Linked DNA regions of Mus musculus: region 2 is linked to region 1. The links are chromatin loops, found by intact Hi-C in ENCODE. Cell type or tissue: left cerebral cortex. All regions are shown on one strand.

Evidence for each region. A loop is a pair of places that touch in the nucleus more often than their neighbours do. Peaks named below come from ENCODE experiments on the same cell type or tissue, not always from the same donor. Only the 100,000 strongest peaks of a DNase experiment are listed, where the experiment ranks them.
Region 2: a loop joins it to region 1, with 2.2 times the contacts of the local background. A loop is called at or near these places in 2 of 42 quality-filtered maps.

Annotation. Positions count from the first base shown.
Region 1 is chr8:124,717,604-124,725,603 of GRCm38, reverse strand. Ttc13 (tetratricopeptide repeat domain 13) reads left to right here and starts at 3,632. Exons shown (of 23, transcript NM_001373939.1): 1 at 3,632-3,867. The coding sequence starts at 3,642. Arv1 (ARV1 homolog, fatty acid homeostasis modulator) reads right to left here and starts at 3,438. Exons shown (of 6, transcript NM_001368372.1): 1 at 3,262-3,438; 2 at 229-348. The coding sequence starts at 3,420. In left cerebral cortex, CTCF peaks have their summits at 3,456 and 5,267; DNase peaks (open chromatin) are centred at 3,221, 3,530, 4,205 and 5,281; H3K4me3 peaks cover 2,242 bases; H3K27ac peaks cover 856 bases.
Region 2 is chr8:124,790,756-124,798,755 of GRCm38, reverse strand. Trim67 (tripartite motif-containing 67) reads right to left here and starts at 5,737. Exons shown (of 10, transcript NM_198632.2): 1 at 3,851-5,737. The coding sequence starts at 4,855. It overlaps Gm46059 (a long non-coding RNA gene), which reads left to right and starts at 6,369. Exons shown (of 3, transcript XR_001778718.2): 1 at 6,369-7,452; 2 at 7,615-8,000. In left cerebral cortex, CTCF peaks have their summits at 4,158 and 5,320; DNase peaks (open chromatin) are centred at 4,623, 5,352, 5,806, 6,334 and 1 more place; H3K4me3 peaks cover 2,821 bases; H3K27ac peaks cover 303 bases.

The DNA of each region.
Region 1 (8,000 bases):
GGTAACATTAAGGAAATTTAAAGCCAAGGTTGGAAAGAAGGCTTGGCAGTTATGAGGACATATTGCTTTTTACAGAAGACAGGAGCTGTGCCCCCAGAACCCATGAGAGGAGGCACACAGCTGCCTGTGACTAGCTCCAGCTGTCACAAGCACCTGCAACAGGGAACACACCTTCCTCCTTCAACACACTCACACATAGTTTTAAACATTTAAAATACCATAACTTACATTTATTTTAGTGTTGAAAAGAATATGCCTGTAGGCCTGAGTTTTGCATAAAATGGCATTAATCAAGATAATAACAGGGTCGTATTCGATGTATTTGTCTACTGGTTTCTGGCAGGATTTCTGGGGAAAAAATACAAAATAACATTAGAGCAAACAAATGAACACATTCTGAAATTTCAAAGGAGTTAAAAATTAAAGATTGCTTTGGACTTTCCCAACAACAAGGTGTCTAGGCAGCTATTTAAAATCCTCAGATCAAAAACATTCACCCATGCAAGAAGTGGTTTCATGAATACTAAATATAAGCTTCTAGCTAGAAATACCAATATTTTACATTTATACTCAAGAACCTACAAAGAGAGCCAGATGTTGTAACACGTAACTGTAACCCCAGCATGTAAGACACAGAGGTAGGCATGTAAGATGCCGAGCCAGCAGGGGTTGAATAAGGAGACCCTGCCTCAAATCACACAAGGCAGAACTCAGACAGGAACTTGACTTAAAGACTCACCCCAGGCACAAAAGTGTTTCAGAAGGCATTACTTTCTTTTATTTATTTATTTATTTATTTATTTATTTAATGTAAGTACACTGTAGCTGTCCTCAGATACTCCAGAAGAGGGCATCAGATTTCGTTACAGATGGTTGTGAGCCACCATGTGGTTGCTAAGATTTGAACTCGGGACCTTTGGAAGAGCAGTCGGCGCTCTTAACCACTGAGCCATCTCACCAGCCCTGTAAGGCATTACTTTCAATTCCAATTTCATTTTTACCATTTCTTAAAAGTTAATCTCTCTAACACACTTCGGCTGACAGGCTGTGGTGTAGACTGTGGCTGTGGATCTGGAGGTAAGTGTTCAACAAAGTTCCTGTCCTAGCTTCTGAGAACTCCAGGAGGGCAAAGATCAGGGTGCAGTGTTAGCAACCTAAGCCCGGCCTTTTCTCCAATGAGATCAAGAGCTTGGAATAAAATGTTCTCCCTCTGCTACCACAGACACAGCAGCGTGCTGCTACACTGTGTGCACAGGCTTGGGTTGTGCAGCCTGGGCCTACGTCACCCAAATCAAGACTCCCTCAGCTTCCAAATGACTTCCTCTCAGACTCCTCTACCGTGAGGGGAAGAATTAGAACTGGGTTAAATCACATCAAATCACAGGTTATTAGACAACCCGTGGACATGGACATGGGAACAGTATTAGTTTCAAAGTTGCACCAATGCTACCATTCACTGGAAAAAAAAAAAAAAGAGTGGCTTCCATTCCAAGTGAACACTGAAAGGCCGACAGGAACAGAAATCACAGGCAGACCAGGATCACCTTTTAGTCACACCAAACCTAGAAAAAGTCAAGTGCATCGGAGAATTGTAACCCTGTACAACATAACAAAGCAGACTCCTGTCCCCGGGAAGACACCACTGTGAGGAACACCACGCCTCTCCAGTTACCAGTGAACTGGTAGTTGTGCTACCCTCTCAAATGTCAATCTCTAGCTGGGCAGTGGTGGCACACGCCTTTAATCCCAGCACTTGGGAGGCAGAGGCAGGCGGATTTCTGAGTTCAAGGCCAGCCTGGTCTACAGAGTGAGTTCCAGGACAGCCAGGGCTACACAGAGAAACCCTATCTCGAAAAACTTAAAAAAAAAAAAAAAAAAGTCAATCTCTCTGTCAAAATGGAGGCATAGAGGCTAACATTTTTTCAATTACCTGTGAGTTAAGAGCAAGCACTCTTAGATGTCGAGCCCAGGACGGAGGCTCTTCCCAGATCCCCTTTTTCTGCACAGATGTGGAGGTTATATCTCTTCCCCCAAGCCCAGAGATGCACCATTAGTGCCAAGAGAAACTGTTAAAATGGCAAGTCCCTCTCTGTCTTTTAAAAGCTAGCTAAATCCCACTTCTGGACAGTATCCCAAATGTCAGGACAAGGAGGCAGACAAATTTGGAAGCAGGAGGGGAAAGACCAGCATCAGGAAACACAAAACTCCTCCTATTCCTTCGGTATCACTTATCAGCCAGATGTTCGTGCTGTAGATGCGACAGGACAAGAGCTCTCCTTCCCCAGAACTTCATGGGCTCCAAGAAGCTAATCACCTGGAGCCACTCACAATCCTCTAACCTCAGGGACCTGACAGTTTAGAAGGCTAAGACAGCATGCCATCTTGCCATCTGAAGACTGTTACAATGAGAGGCAGTGACCTCTACCCAAAGAACCTCCTTCTACTACCCTGTGTCCATCCATCCTCACATAGGGAGCACGCTGACTTCCTCCATCAGTGGACCTGATGAATCAGTGAGTCCTTTCCCACCAGAACTCTCTCCACTGCTTCCTCCTGCCTTCACTTAAGAGTATAAAGAGGAAACACACAGAGAGACATTCATTCTCTCCCTCCCTCTCTTTCTGTTCTGGACCTCCTGCCTCCATCTCCCAATTGCAGGGATTACAGGCGTGGTGCTGGAGCCGGAATCTAAGGCTGCCCTACATGGCGAGCAACATCCCCGGCCGTGGTAAATGCTTTCCATTTCGGTTAAATTGTTGTATTATTTACTATTAAATTGACAAGTACCCCGATAAGACACAGTTTTCTTCTAAGAACTCTCTACAGTACCAGACCTCAAATACTGCTTCCATCTCCTCAGGATCAACAAGAGAATGACACGCTTCCTGCTACAATTCCTATTTCCTTAGTGAATCACATCTCTCTCCATCACTCGTTTATTCGCTTGAGACACACACTCTCTCTCTCTCTCTCTCTCTCTCTCTCTCGCGGCAATCGAGGCTGGAGTCCAACTCGTGATTCTCCTCCTGCCTGGCATGCGAGTGGAGTGCTGGAGTCATAGAAATGCGCCACCACTCCTGGGTGCCACAAGTCTTAGAACATCTATGGCCTAGGCAGTCTTCAAGCACATCCTTGCTTTCTCTTTCACACCATCACAAGGACCACTCCTCCCCCACGTGCTCAAGCTCCCAGGCCTCGCCCCGGACCACAGCAAGTTCGGATCCGCCTTCCTAGCCGCGCCCCGCCCCCCGGCGCGCTCACGCAGATGGTTATCTTGAGCACGCCGTGGCTGTAGTCCCGGTACAGCTCCTGAGCCTCTCGGTTGCACTCGATACAACGATACAGGCAAGAGGAAGAAGTCGCCGCTGCGCCTTCCGTGCCTTTCCCGGACCGCGTCCCCCTACGCCCGCCGGTCCCCATGGCCACTCTAGGGCTCCTGCTTCCGGCCGCTGGCGGAAGACGCCTGGACTGGCCTTGGGAGGGGCACCCAAGGGCTTACTGGGACTTGTAGTCCAAGCGCTGAATGAGTGCTTGAGGCTAACAGGGCGAGGACTACAACTCCCAGCGGGTACTGCGGCTGCGCGCCGCGCCCACCTGCCCGCGGCGGGCAGAGCAGGGCCGCGCCTGCGCCGTGCGGGAAGATGGCACCTGCCGGCTGCGGCTGCGGCTGCTCGGGCAGCTTGGGTGCTGCGGTGGTGCGGCCGCTGCTCCTGCTGCTGGGGGCGCTGGCCTGCGCGCGGGCCACCGAGCACTACTCTCCGCTGTCCTTGCTGAAGCAGGAGCTTCAGCACCGGCAGCAGCAGGAGGCCCCGGCGGGCGGCGGCTGTCCGCAGTCGGGGGACTGGGCGGACCAGTACCCGGAGTGCGGTGAGTGGGCCGAGCCGCCCTCTCCCTGGGCCGCCCCTGCCCAGCGTGGAAGCATCTGGGAAGTGGGGGCACCGGGGATGGGCTCAGGTGGGCGGCGGGGATAAGGACCTGCCTGGAGGGTGCCTGCTGGCGTGCACGGGCCAGGAAGTCAGACTTCTTTCTGCTTGCTCCGGTAGGTGATTTGCCCGATCCCCACCTCAGGAATCCAATCTTGAGAGGTGCAAGCAGGTTGGATTTGCGGGGTGACATGAGCACTGACCCGTGCTCCTCAGATGTACCCCCAACGGTAGAGAGAGAGCTTCAGGCCTGATTCCTGCGTGCATTCCAGCTGCTCAGGCTCATTCATTGGTCAGGCTCTGGGCAAAATGCACATGCTCTTTCTGTTTTGAGTTGTACAGTGGGCGTTTTTACCCATCAGTACCCTCTCCACTCTCCCTTCCCCTCAGTGGGTGTCCCTCCGACTTGCCGTGGGGAAGGTCTGGGTCTTCTATACCTAGTAGCAGCTGGCTGATAATGCCTTTTAAAACATCCCACCAATGTTCAGCACCATATGCCTACCCAAACACTACCTAGTTTCTTAGCTGAGATGCAGTCTCAAGATTAGTGCAATCTGACTTCCTTTGAGCACCATCTGACTTCTTGGAATGGCTTTTGGACTTATTTTGTGTCTTGGCTTTGCCTCCCAACACTGTTGCAGCTGATGTGGCCAGCATTCCTTAGTGAATCGAATGACCATTGTTAATGTCACCTCCTGATTCAGGGCAGGGGGTTACCTGTCTGTGAACTTGTCTGTAAATAGGAGACTCCGTTTACTTGACTATGAGGTTTTGTTTTTGAGAAAGGGTCTCTCTGAGCCCAGGCTGGCCTTGAACTTGCATTTACCACGATCCTTCTCTACAAACCCTCCAAGTTGGGCTTACAAGTGTGAGCTTCCATGCTCAACTTTACAGACAGATTTTGTCTTAACCACCAAAGGCTCTTAGTAGGAAATGCCTCTCTTCTGTTTGTCCCAATCCTGGACGATTACATGGAAGTTGGACTCTGTGACGCTTACCTCAGGCACCTGTCCTAGACTGTGGGGACAAATTCAGGACAGGCAAGTAAGCGTGTCATAGCCGAGGGGCTATTCTCATCAGTATTTACAGCCCCCATACCACCAACACAATGGTCTGCTCTAGATATCCAGAACCTCTCAGGTCTCACAAATCAGACAGGTCTGACCTCACCACGAGGGCACCTTTGGAATACCGTGGTCACTTTCTTACCTGCCCACGTCAAGCCAGACTCTAGACTTGGGGCAAAGAGCTGCAGCGTTATTCTCAGGTGCCAGTTGCTGAGGGGTAGATGCCTGCTTGGGTCTCAGTGTGCAGCTTACTTGCTCAGGCTCAGTCTCACACTGCAGCACCCCCTATGGTGGAGGAGAAAATGGTTCCAGTGAGAGCAAGTGGATCAGGCTGGAGGTGTCCGTCAGCAATGGCTGGCCCTGCTGGTCCCGGGTAAAGTGAACCTGGCCAACCTGCAAGGATGCTATGTGTCTCTGCAATGTTTTCGATCCTATTTTCCCATGAGAAGGTTTTTTTGTTTTTGTTTTTGTTTTGTTTTGTTTTTTTTTAAATATGATTTACTTATAGTTTTGTCTTTGTGGAGGGCGGTAGGTGTGTGCAGGTGGCCATAGAGGCCCGCAGAGGCCAAAGCGGGCATCTGATCACCTGAAGCTGGAGTTACAGGTGATTGTGAGTGCTAGGAACCAAACTTGGGTCTTAACCCCTGGGCCTGCTTCAGACCTGAGAGAATAATCCTACTCTTTTAGGAGAAGAAACTACCTGCTATATTATTTGTTCTTGCTTTCCTCTTTTTCTTTTTCTTTTTCTTTTTCTTTTTCTTTTTCTTTTCGTTTCTCTTCTTTGTTTGTTTCTTTCTTTTGCTTTATTTTGGCCTAGGCTGGAACTCACTATGTAGCTCAGGGTGCCCTTGAGTTGGTGACAGTCCTCCTGCCTCAGTCTCTTGAGTGCTGAGAATAAAGGCATGTGCCTCAAAACCTGAGAAACTTATTTTCAAAATAAAAATTTGTTTTTTTTTTCTTATTCCTGTGGCCCTATTTTTAATTTGTAAGTGTGGGAGGAAATACCGAGCGGAGTCTTTCCCCAATTCTCTTCCCCAGTCCCATTACACAATATGAAACGCTCTGTGCCTTTTGTCAACACTGAGCTAGTTAGTGTTCATTACCATTTTCCCAGGAGGAAACTGAAGTCAAAAGCTAAGCAAGCTTTCCCTCGGAAGAATCCAGGTTTGGGATTAATTTGATTTTGGGCTATAGTCTCAGTAGGTTTTTTTTGCATATCGGCATAATTTCAGTAAGCATTAATATAATAAGTCCTACATCTTAAACTTATTGAAAGTTATATTTGTTGTTTTGTTTTGTTTTGGTTTTTGGTTTTTCGAAACAGGGTTTCTCTGTGTAGCCCTGGCTGTCCTGGAACTCACTTTGTAGACCAGGCTGGCCTCGAACTCAGAGATCCACCTGCCTCTGCCTCCTGAGTGCTGGAACTAAACCACTACCACAGGTTTGAAATAAGTAGTTTTGCTTATTTGTTTATTTTTAATTAATTTTATTTATTCTTTTAACGAGTGCTCTGCAAGTACACCTGTATGCCAAAAGAGGCCATCAGATTCCCTTTTATAGATAGTACTGAGCCACCATGTGGTCGCTGGGGATTAAACTCAGGACCTCTGGAAGAGCAGCCGGTGCTCTTAACCACTAAGCCACCAGCCCCAAAACTTGTATTTTTAAATAACACTTAGGATTTCAGACTTTACATGTGTATTAAAATGTGTCACTGATCCTAGTGGTTTGGACTGTGTAGCCACAGGAAAGCTGTGTGTGTACCAGGCATGGATGAGTGTGCTGCACCTTAATCACCTGACTGAGTCTCTTACAGGGAGCTGAGTTTGGTGTAGGGTGAGCAGACCCGGGACACCTGACTAGAGGAGTGTTTGGGGGGGGAAGGGTGGAGTCCCACGTTGCCGATGTTGTGCAAGGCAGTGAGCGAAGACTGGCTGTACTGACAGAGGAGCTCTGGAGAGGAGCTCTGACTAAAGAATTCAGGTTTTCTGCTCTTTCTACAAACCTACATGGTGTGTCATTCAAGCAGAACGCCGCCTGGTTCTTTACAGATGTCTGAAGCTACATCTTAGTAATCAATCACACGCGTTTCTGGTAACTTCCAACACGCCTTTGGTTTCTCCTCCTCTGCAGTGAGAGGAGCGATGAACTTCTTTTCCTTTTGAGGTGTTCTGTCGTGTATCCCAGACTGGTCTCTAGCTCTCCACACGCCAGGCTATGTGTATCCCACACTGGTCTCTAGCTCTCCACACGCCAGGCTATGTGTATCCCGGACTGGTCTCTAGCTCTCCACACGCCAGGCTATGTGTATCCCGGACTGGTCTCTAGCTCTCCACACGCCAGGCTATGTGTATCCCGGACTGGTCTCTAGCTCTCCACACGTCAGGCTATGTGTATCCCGGACTGGTCTCTAGCTCTCCACACGCCAGGCTATGTGTATCCCGGACTGGTCTCTAGCTCTCCACAGGCAAGGCTATGCCTCTCAGCGTCTGATCCTTCTGCATCTAGCTCTCCACACGCCAGGCTATGTGTATCCCACACTGGTCTCTAGCTCTCCACACGCCAGGCTATGCCTCTCAGCGTCTGATCCTTCTGCCTCTAGCTCTCCACACGCCAGGCTATGTGTATCCCACACTGGTCTCTAGCTCTCCACACGCCAGGCTATGTGTATTCCACACTGGTCTCTAGCTCTCCACAAGCCAGGCTATGCCTCTCAGCGTCTGATCCTTCTGCCTCTAGCTCTCCACACGCCAGGCTATGTGTATCCCACACTGGTCTCTAGCTCTCCACACGCCAGGCTATGTGTATCCCACACTGGTCTCTAGCTCTCCACACGCCAGGCTATGTGTATCCCACACTGGTCTCTAGCTCTCCACAGGCAAGGCTATGCCTCTCAGCGTCTGATCCTTCTGCCTCTAGCTCTCCACACGCCAGGCTATGCCTCTCAGCATCTGATCCTTCTGTCTCTGCTTCCTGAAATGCTGAGATCACGGGTGTGTGCCGCCACACC
Region 2 (8,000 bases), 73 kb before region 1:
TCCAGGCAAGCACTTTGACCACTGAGCCATCTTTCCAGCCACTCTTGCTCCACCAGTGAGATGCTTCGCACTCGAGTTTCCCTTGAAGCTGGAAAGGAGAACCTGCTCGATCTGTGTCTGTCTACCTCTCTGTCTCTGTCTGCCTCTCTGTCTCTGTCTCTCATTGTCTCTTCTGGATCTAGGAGGATATCCTAGCTACCAGAGGCTGGAGCACTAGATACAAGATTCAAACTCAAGATCTGCACAGTTGTATTCCCACAGGTGACACTGCCCACGGTGCAGGGCAGAGATCCGTGTGTTTCTCTGGTGGTCTCATTACCAAGCAGAGCCATTGAGGTTGACAAGAGAGGCATTTATTAAACTGCTGTTGCCACCAAGCCAGGGATGACTGCTGATTTTTCCCTGCATGACCTTGGACCCTGACAACTTAGCCCATTATCAAACTTATTTTTTTTTGTATGCAAGACGTTCCTCTCTCTCATGAATTCAACTTCTCACCTCTGCTCTCTGGTTTGCAATCTTTAACACTATAAATGTTTGGGTAACAGGGCCCCAAATTAGTCTTGGCCCTCTAGTCTATGAAACCACAACAGCTCATAGAAGCTGAATGGGAGATTTCAAGCCTGAACTTCCTTTTTATTTTTTTTTTTAATTGGTGCATGTGTGTCTCACAGGCAGGTGCATGTGGATATGTGTGTGAGTGCTAGTGACCGAGAAAGCCAGAAGAGGGCTCTGGATTCCCAGGAGCTGGACACTGATATGGGTGCTGGGAACCTAACTCTGATCCTCTGCAAGAACAACGCAGTCGCACCCACTGAGCCATCTCTGGGTCCTCTGCAAGAGCAACGCAGTCGCACCCACTGAGCCATCTCTGGGTCCTCTGCAAGAGCAACAGGTGTTCTAAACAGCTGAACCATCTCTCCATCCCAGATTTTTTCAATTTATATAATTATGTCTACTCACTTAAGAGATGAAACAACAAGTCAAACTGCACTGACTACCATGCAATATGCAACAGAATGTGGTGTGTGGGGCTGTAATTTGGGACAAATATTCTCAGTCGTTAACGTATACACAATACCCCAAAGAGCTAAGGAGATGGTTCAGTAGGTAAAGTAACTGCTACCCAGGCAAAATCCCCAGAACCTTTATAGGCTCTGCACGAGGTCACTACATGTCTGGGATCCCAGTGCTAGGCAGGCAGAGACAGGAGGATCCCAGGGACTCACTGACCAGCCATCTTGGCCCATCCGTGAACCCCAGATTCAGTAAAAGACCTTGTCTCAGAATGTGAGGTGGAGTTCTAGGGAGGCGAGCACTGGGCATCAACGTTTGCCCTCTACAAGTGCATGCAGAGGTGTGTACCTATACATATGTGCACATGCATGGACAACACACACACACGTACATTCAATAAAACAAATGAAACAAAAATCAAAAAGAAGCACATGAAGGCCGGCATGCTGGCAAATGGCTCGGTGAGTAAAGCTTCTCTGCCGCCGAGCTTGACGACCTAACTAAGCTCCATCCAAGGAACCCAGGTGGCAGGAGAGAACCAACTCCTAAAAGTTGTTCTCATGCCAACACACTCGCATCATGGCACACAGACGTGTACACACACACACACACAGAACAACAGCTGTAAGCTTATAAAAGCATACCAATTAAACTGAAATAAATTCAGAAAAATATATTGACAGTCACCAGCTGCTACTTTCTCCAAGCCAACGAGGCTTGAAAGAACAGGGTGCTGCCCCCACCGCCCCCGTAGCCTTCCACAAATCCATGGGTTAAGCATAAATACCATAAAACAGTAAATAACACCTAATGGCTTGAGTCCCACACAGGGGATTATGCAGAGGATGATACTTACCCCTTCCCACAAGAGTCCAAGTTCAATGTTACTTACGGTGGGTTCAAAGTTTTCAAAGTAGCTTAAGCACACACAGCTAGTAACATGCAAGGCTGAGGTATGGAACCAAGGCTGTGGGACCCCACAGAAGAGTTTCTCTGCAGGGGTGCAGTTCATGGCAGGGAGATGGATTCTCAATTGTACTGTAGGATCACTAGTGTTGCCAGACCTTTCAGAGTGCCCGGAGAAGCTGGGTGTAAGGCACATTATCCCTGCTGAGAGTCCCCACACTAGGACATTGAACAGGTTTCCTTCTCCAACATAGAGTTGCAAAGAGTTCTCTAGTTACTTTTTTTCCCCCTATACTTTTCATTTAAAACAATGTAGCCGTGTGTTACGGCTCACATCTGTAACCTCAGCACTCAAGAGGCTGAGAAGGAGGGTGGTAGTGAGTTCCATGCCAGCCTGAACCATACCGTAAGTAAAAGAGGATCTTAAAAAAACCACACACACAAAAACTTCCCTAAATATTAAATTATCATAGCAACATATGTTTATTGTAGGAGATGAAAGTCTATAAAGAAAACACAGGAAAGCCACATCTCTATCTGGCTGCTCTGGGCTGTTTGCACGCACTTAGCAAGCTGCCTTATTTTCCTGCGGCTCTACTCTGTGTAACTGCAGGCAATAGTTCTTGTTGGACAGTCTTGGCACCTCTTACACCTTCCAGGGTGGGTTTCTGAAGGAGGGGTGTGTGAAATGCACCATGAACAAGTGACTCTAACCTGCTCGTCTAAGGAGACATCAAGGCCTGTCGCACAAGGGTGCCGGATAGAATGTCAGATGAGGAACTGCCCTGACCTTGTCTTGTAGGCTGGTGAAGGGCCCAGGCAGACTGTCACAGCTCAAGAAGAAGAAGAGAGCAAAGAGCAAAGTACCAGGTCTAAGTAGCTAACAGTAGCACTACCCGAGGCCAGTGCCCAGGAGGGTAGGCTGTAGGCAGATGTGCTTGATCTCTTTGGTCTGCATCTCTTCCACAGCTCCAGTAGCAGAGCCTGAGGCAAGAGAAGTGCTCTGGAGAAAAATCACACTTTTTTCCTGGAAGGACACCCCCTGACGTCCCCAATCTCTTCCATAGCCCAAGAGACACTGCCTTTCTCTACAGGTTTAGAGGAATTCTGGGCATAGAACTAGCTGGGGACTAAGTGAAAGAGGAGACAGTTCTCTGGAAGTTGAAAAGGGGAAAGCTTTATCTGTTCAGTGAGGCAAAGCTGATGGAGTCTACGGTGGAAGAAGGACAAGGCTCTAGGGTTCTTGAGCAGGGGTGCTCTCTCCCGGCCTTGGCAATGGATTTAAGGAAGACTTCAGGTGGGTTCCTATGGCCAGCGGGTAACAGTTTCACTCTTAAACCTGTCTCTCACTTACAAGGGGGGAGGGAGCTCTGACAGTGTGCCTTAGACTTTGGGTGAGAGCCCTGCTTCTGTGCTTCGGGAACCCTTTGCCTCAGAAAGGAAACTTAACAAGTCGTTTTCATAACCTACCAATCTGATACCCAGTGCAGAGCACGTGGTCCACTGAGTCTTGGTCAGATAGTGACTGCTGGGATCCTTGAATGGATGTATGTATGTATGGATGGATGCATGCATGCATGCATTCATATAGATCCATGATAGACAGATGTATGCATACATAGGTGAATGAATGCACGAAGGATTGGATGGAAGCATGGGTGGATACCCATGCCCAGTGTATGGATAGATGGATGCATGCATACATAGATCGATGGAATGATGAACATGTGGGTAGATGGAAGGACGGATGTGTGTGTGTGTGTGTGTGTGTGTGTGTGGACGGACGGACGGACGAATGGATTGGATGGATGGATGGATGGATGGATGGATGGAGTGATTCCTGTTTGGCCCTCAAGCCCACCAAGAAGGGGTTCAGAGAATCTCTTTTCTTCCACCCTGGCTGGCGTTCCGCACAGCCGACGCTCACCTTGTGCTGCTTCCACGTTGCCCCCAGCGGCTTCACCTCGTGCTTGCTGTGCCTGCCTTCCTCCAGGCACATGTAGCACACAGGGCTCCGACAGCTCACGCAGTACATGCTGTAGTTCTCCATCTCGTGCTCGGGACATGTGGGGAACTTTCGCGGCGCGCTGGCCCCGGCACCCCCTGGGCTCCTGCATCCTCCTGCGCTGGAGGCAGTGGAAGTGCCTGTAACAGCAGGGGTAGCCTCTGGGGGTGTGGGCGGCGGCGGTGGCTGAACTAGCCGATGCTTAGCGAAGGGGCCCCGGGACGGGTGGCACTTGAGCTGGCAGGTGGCGCAATAGAGCACGTCGCATTGCTCGCAGAGAGTGGCTGCCGGCTCCGGTGGGGTGCGGTCGCACAGCTGGCAGATGGCCACCGCCGGGGCTGCAGCCGCCCCCGGAACAACCCCACGGCCCTGCTGGTACCGCTGCACAATGCCCTCCAGTAGCCGGTTGCGCTGGAAGCCTCGCAGGCCGCGGTGATCCAAGGAGGCGCTGCGGTGGCACTGCGGGCAGGTGATGGAGCTGGAGGACGAGCAGAGCGAGGAGCAGGCGGCGCCTCGGGCCGCGGCGGCCGAAGAGCCCGGGGGCGCAGGCACCATGGGCAGCACGCGGACTCCATTGGGGGACTTGAGGCTGGGGGTGTAGGAGCCATAGCCGCTGTCAGTCTCGCTGTACAAGCTCAGCTTGTCCGCGTGGTCTCCGCCACCGGTCGCCCCGCCGCCTAGGCCTCCGGCTGTGTTAGCTCCCGCGCCTCCGCTGGTCGCGCCGGCGGCTGCGTCCTGATCCGGAGGGGTTGCGGCGGCGGCGGCACCTCGCGAAAGAAGGAGCGGCGGGGGCAGGTGCTGCTCGCCGTCCGGGGTCTGAACCGCGATAGTGCGGGCGCACGGCAAGCAGACATTGTGAGAGCAGGGCAGGATGATGGGTTCCCGGAACAGGGATCCGCACACTGGGCACTTCAGCTCCTCCTCCATCGCCGCGCCCGCGGCCAGAGCCGCTCGGGACCAGCCAAGAATGGTCAAGGCTCCGAAGACAAGCGCAGCTGGGCTGGCGATGTCAGCGCTCTTGAGTCAGGAGGCGGGGGTATTTCACGGGCATGCTGTCTTCACCCGAGGGTGGCACGCCCCCTCTCTGTCCTCAGGCCACCGCCCTAAGACGCTTGGCCGCCAGAGAAAGGAGGGGTCCTCACCTCCTGAAGGCGAGGCTCCCTCACCGGAGGCAGCCGTCTGAAGGTGGCGGGGAGCCCTCGCGGTGGCCTCCGAGGTTGTCCAGGTGTTGAATAGGCAGCAGTAGCGCCGTCCGGGGTACCTCGTGCCTCCACTCCACGAAGGACCAGTGACCCGCTGCTGTGAGCCAGCAAGGCTACTGAGCCCGACTCCGCAGCGCCGCTGCCCCGAGTCTTCTTTCTGCGAGCGCCCCGCCCCTACCCAGCTCTTGGCCAGTGCCCGAGTGGCGGGGCCAGGGCTGGTTCAGCACCACCAGACGGCGGACAGCGCCCGCGAGAGGATGGGCCCGGAGTCCGCGCCCGTCCCCCCTCCCGCGCGCATCCTCCGCCAGGCTGCTGTGCAGCCGCGGCCACCTCGGCATCCCCCGGCCCGGAGACCGTCGCCGTACCGCTGCTCGGGCCGCTGCTCTCTGAGCTGCCTCCTCGTAGGCCGGTATTGAGCAGCGTCCCAGGCTGGCCTCGCCGGCTCCGGTTCCTGCAGCGCCCCTGACCTTGGCCGCGCCACGCTGCAGCGGCGGGTGGGGGGCGAGCACCCGCTGGCTCGGGAATCCCCCTCCCGGCCCCACCGCCTCCCGCGCCCGCCCGCCCGCCGTGCCGCGCGCCCAGGAGTTGTAATTTCCAGAGCGAGAGTAACGGGGCGGGGGGCGGGGAGCCAGGCGTCAGCTCAGCGAATGAGGGCTCGCCTCTCGCGGCTGGCAGTCAGGGGCGGGTCGGAGGGCTTCGTGGGGAGGATCATTGTGGAGAACTGCTCCGTTACGGATGGAGACTGCACGGTGAATTAGCACGGCGCCCCGCCCAGCTTGCCAGAGCAACCCTGGCCAGCTCCCGCCCTGCCCACTCCTCGCCACCATGAAAGCGTAAACAGCGGTCCCTAAAAGGCCAGTCGCTTGAAAAAGGCCTCGCAACACAGCGCGACAGTCGGTTCCTAAATCTATTTCCTCCCCGCAAAAAGCTTTCAAGGCACAAAATGTCGGACAGCCTCGCGCCAAAGGGCGAGGTTTGATTTATGCATCTTTTTACAAGCCTTTTTTTTTTTTTTTTTTTGTCTCCTTGGTTCTACTGGGGCTAGTCGTGGAAGATGAGGGCCGGAGGACTTGGCGAGGACACGGTGAAGGTTGCCAAATACAACCTCCCCAGGCTGCTCGCGAGTGCGGAGAGGCGGGAGGCAGCGAGCAGGTGTTCTCTTTATGAATGGGAGCTTCCTGCAACGTCGCCGCCCGCGCGCCTGGCTGCCGTCTGCCCGCTGTTCTGCGCTGGGTAGTGCCGGCTGCCCAGAGAAAGGAAGTACGCGCTGGGCATAGAGCTAAGGGCGAGCCCTGGAAGGGAAGAGCGCGTGGAGCGAAATGCGCACCACGCGGCCCTCTCTTCCTGTGCGATTCAAGCTGGCTTGGAACAGACAAGGAAATTGTCGATTTAGAAAGGATGTGTCAGTCAGCGTGCTGGCTCGTGCTTGTAATTCTAGCACTTGGGAGGCCTAGGCAGAAGGATTGCTATGAGTTCAAGGCCAGCTTGGGCTACATAGTAATTTCCAAGCTAGTCTGGGTGTTACATAGTAAGACTCTGCTGAACTGAAACAAACAAAAAAAAAAAAACAGCAACCGTGGCGCAGACTCCTGCTGAAGGAATGCAGGGCCCCAGCCACTGTCAGCATTTGGAAAGATAGCAGGAGGAGAGAAATGAAGCCACAGACTAATGAGGCAGCTGCCTTGGCCTGGCTCTGTGCCTAAGGGATAGAACCTCTGGTGGAAGGGAGGTCACCAGGAAAGCCATTGCAAAGCACCCCAGTGAAGCCCATATCTTTACAGGACTTCCGGGGTCCTGCAGCTTGCTTCCACCTGTCCAGTCTGGAAAATACTATAACAATATATATATGTGTCCGTGCCAAATTGTTACAGTAAATGCTCTGGACTACTTTCTATGCATCTCAGTTCAGCTGAATGGCTTACAGAAGTCTGGCTCCATGTTTAAGGGTAGGCTCCTGCTAAACCGGACATCCCAATTAGCCCTGCTTCAGGAAGCAGTGCTGCACGGTGGGGGTGGGGGTGGGTATGGAGGCGGCAACTGTCCTAATCCACTCTCTGTAGATGAAGCTTCAGTCACCTGGTCCTGCCAGCAATACACTGAAAAAAAGAAATTCTTCAGAAAGTCACTATTGATCCTAAGGTCTAGGAGAGTCACAACTTGGGTTATTGAAAGCTCTTCAAGAAGCTGGAAGGTGGTGGTGCACGCCTTTAATCCAAGCACTCAGGAGTCAGAGGCAGGTGAATCTCTGAGTTAGAGGCCAGCCTGGTCTACAGAGCGAGTTCCAGGAGAACCAGGGTATACAGAGAAACCCTGTATCAATAAGTAAGTAAGTAAATAAATAAATAAATAAATAAATCCTTTCTGCTGAACCCAGCTACCCAGCTCAGTCTGCCCTGGGACCAACTGGAATTCATATCTCTTAAAAACCTCATGATTTTATAGTAAGCACAGTAAGTGACTCCTGTTTCTCTTTGTCTTTTTCAGACCTGGGTAGCCTACTTAGGCTTGGACAGGGTGGCACTTTTAGCCAAGCGTGTGTGTCTCTGCACATGCAAGACATACTGTGAAACCACTCCTAGCTTGGCCTATAGTAAGCAACAGACACGTGAAATCTGAGGACTTGGAAAGTGGTGATGAGAAGACAGCCTGGGCCACAGAGTGGGACCCTAACTCCACAAGCAAACAAACCAACCATGACAAGCCACAAAGAAACAAGCAAACTTCCTCTTTTGCTTTCCTTCAAAACAGAACACTCGGGCATCTTGCCACATCCTCAGTCCCCATGGCTCTGTAGCTCAAGTCAGCTCAGCTGTGTGGAAGGCTGGGACCTGGGCTCTGCCCCGTGGAGGGAGGCTTCCTGTCCTTCAGCC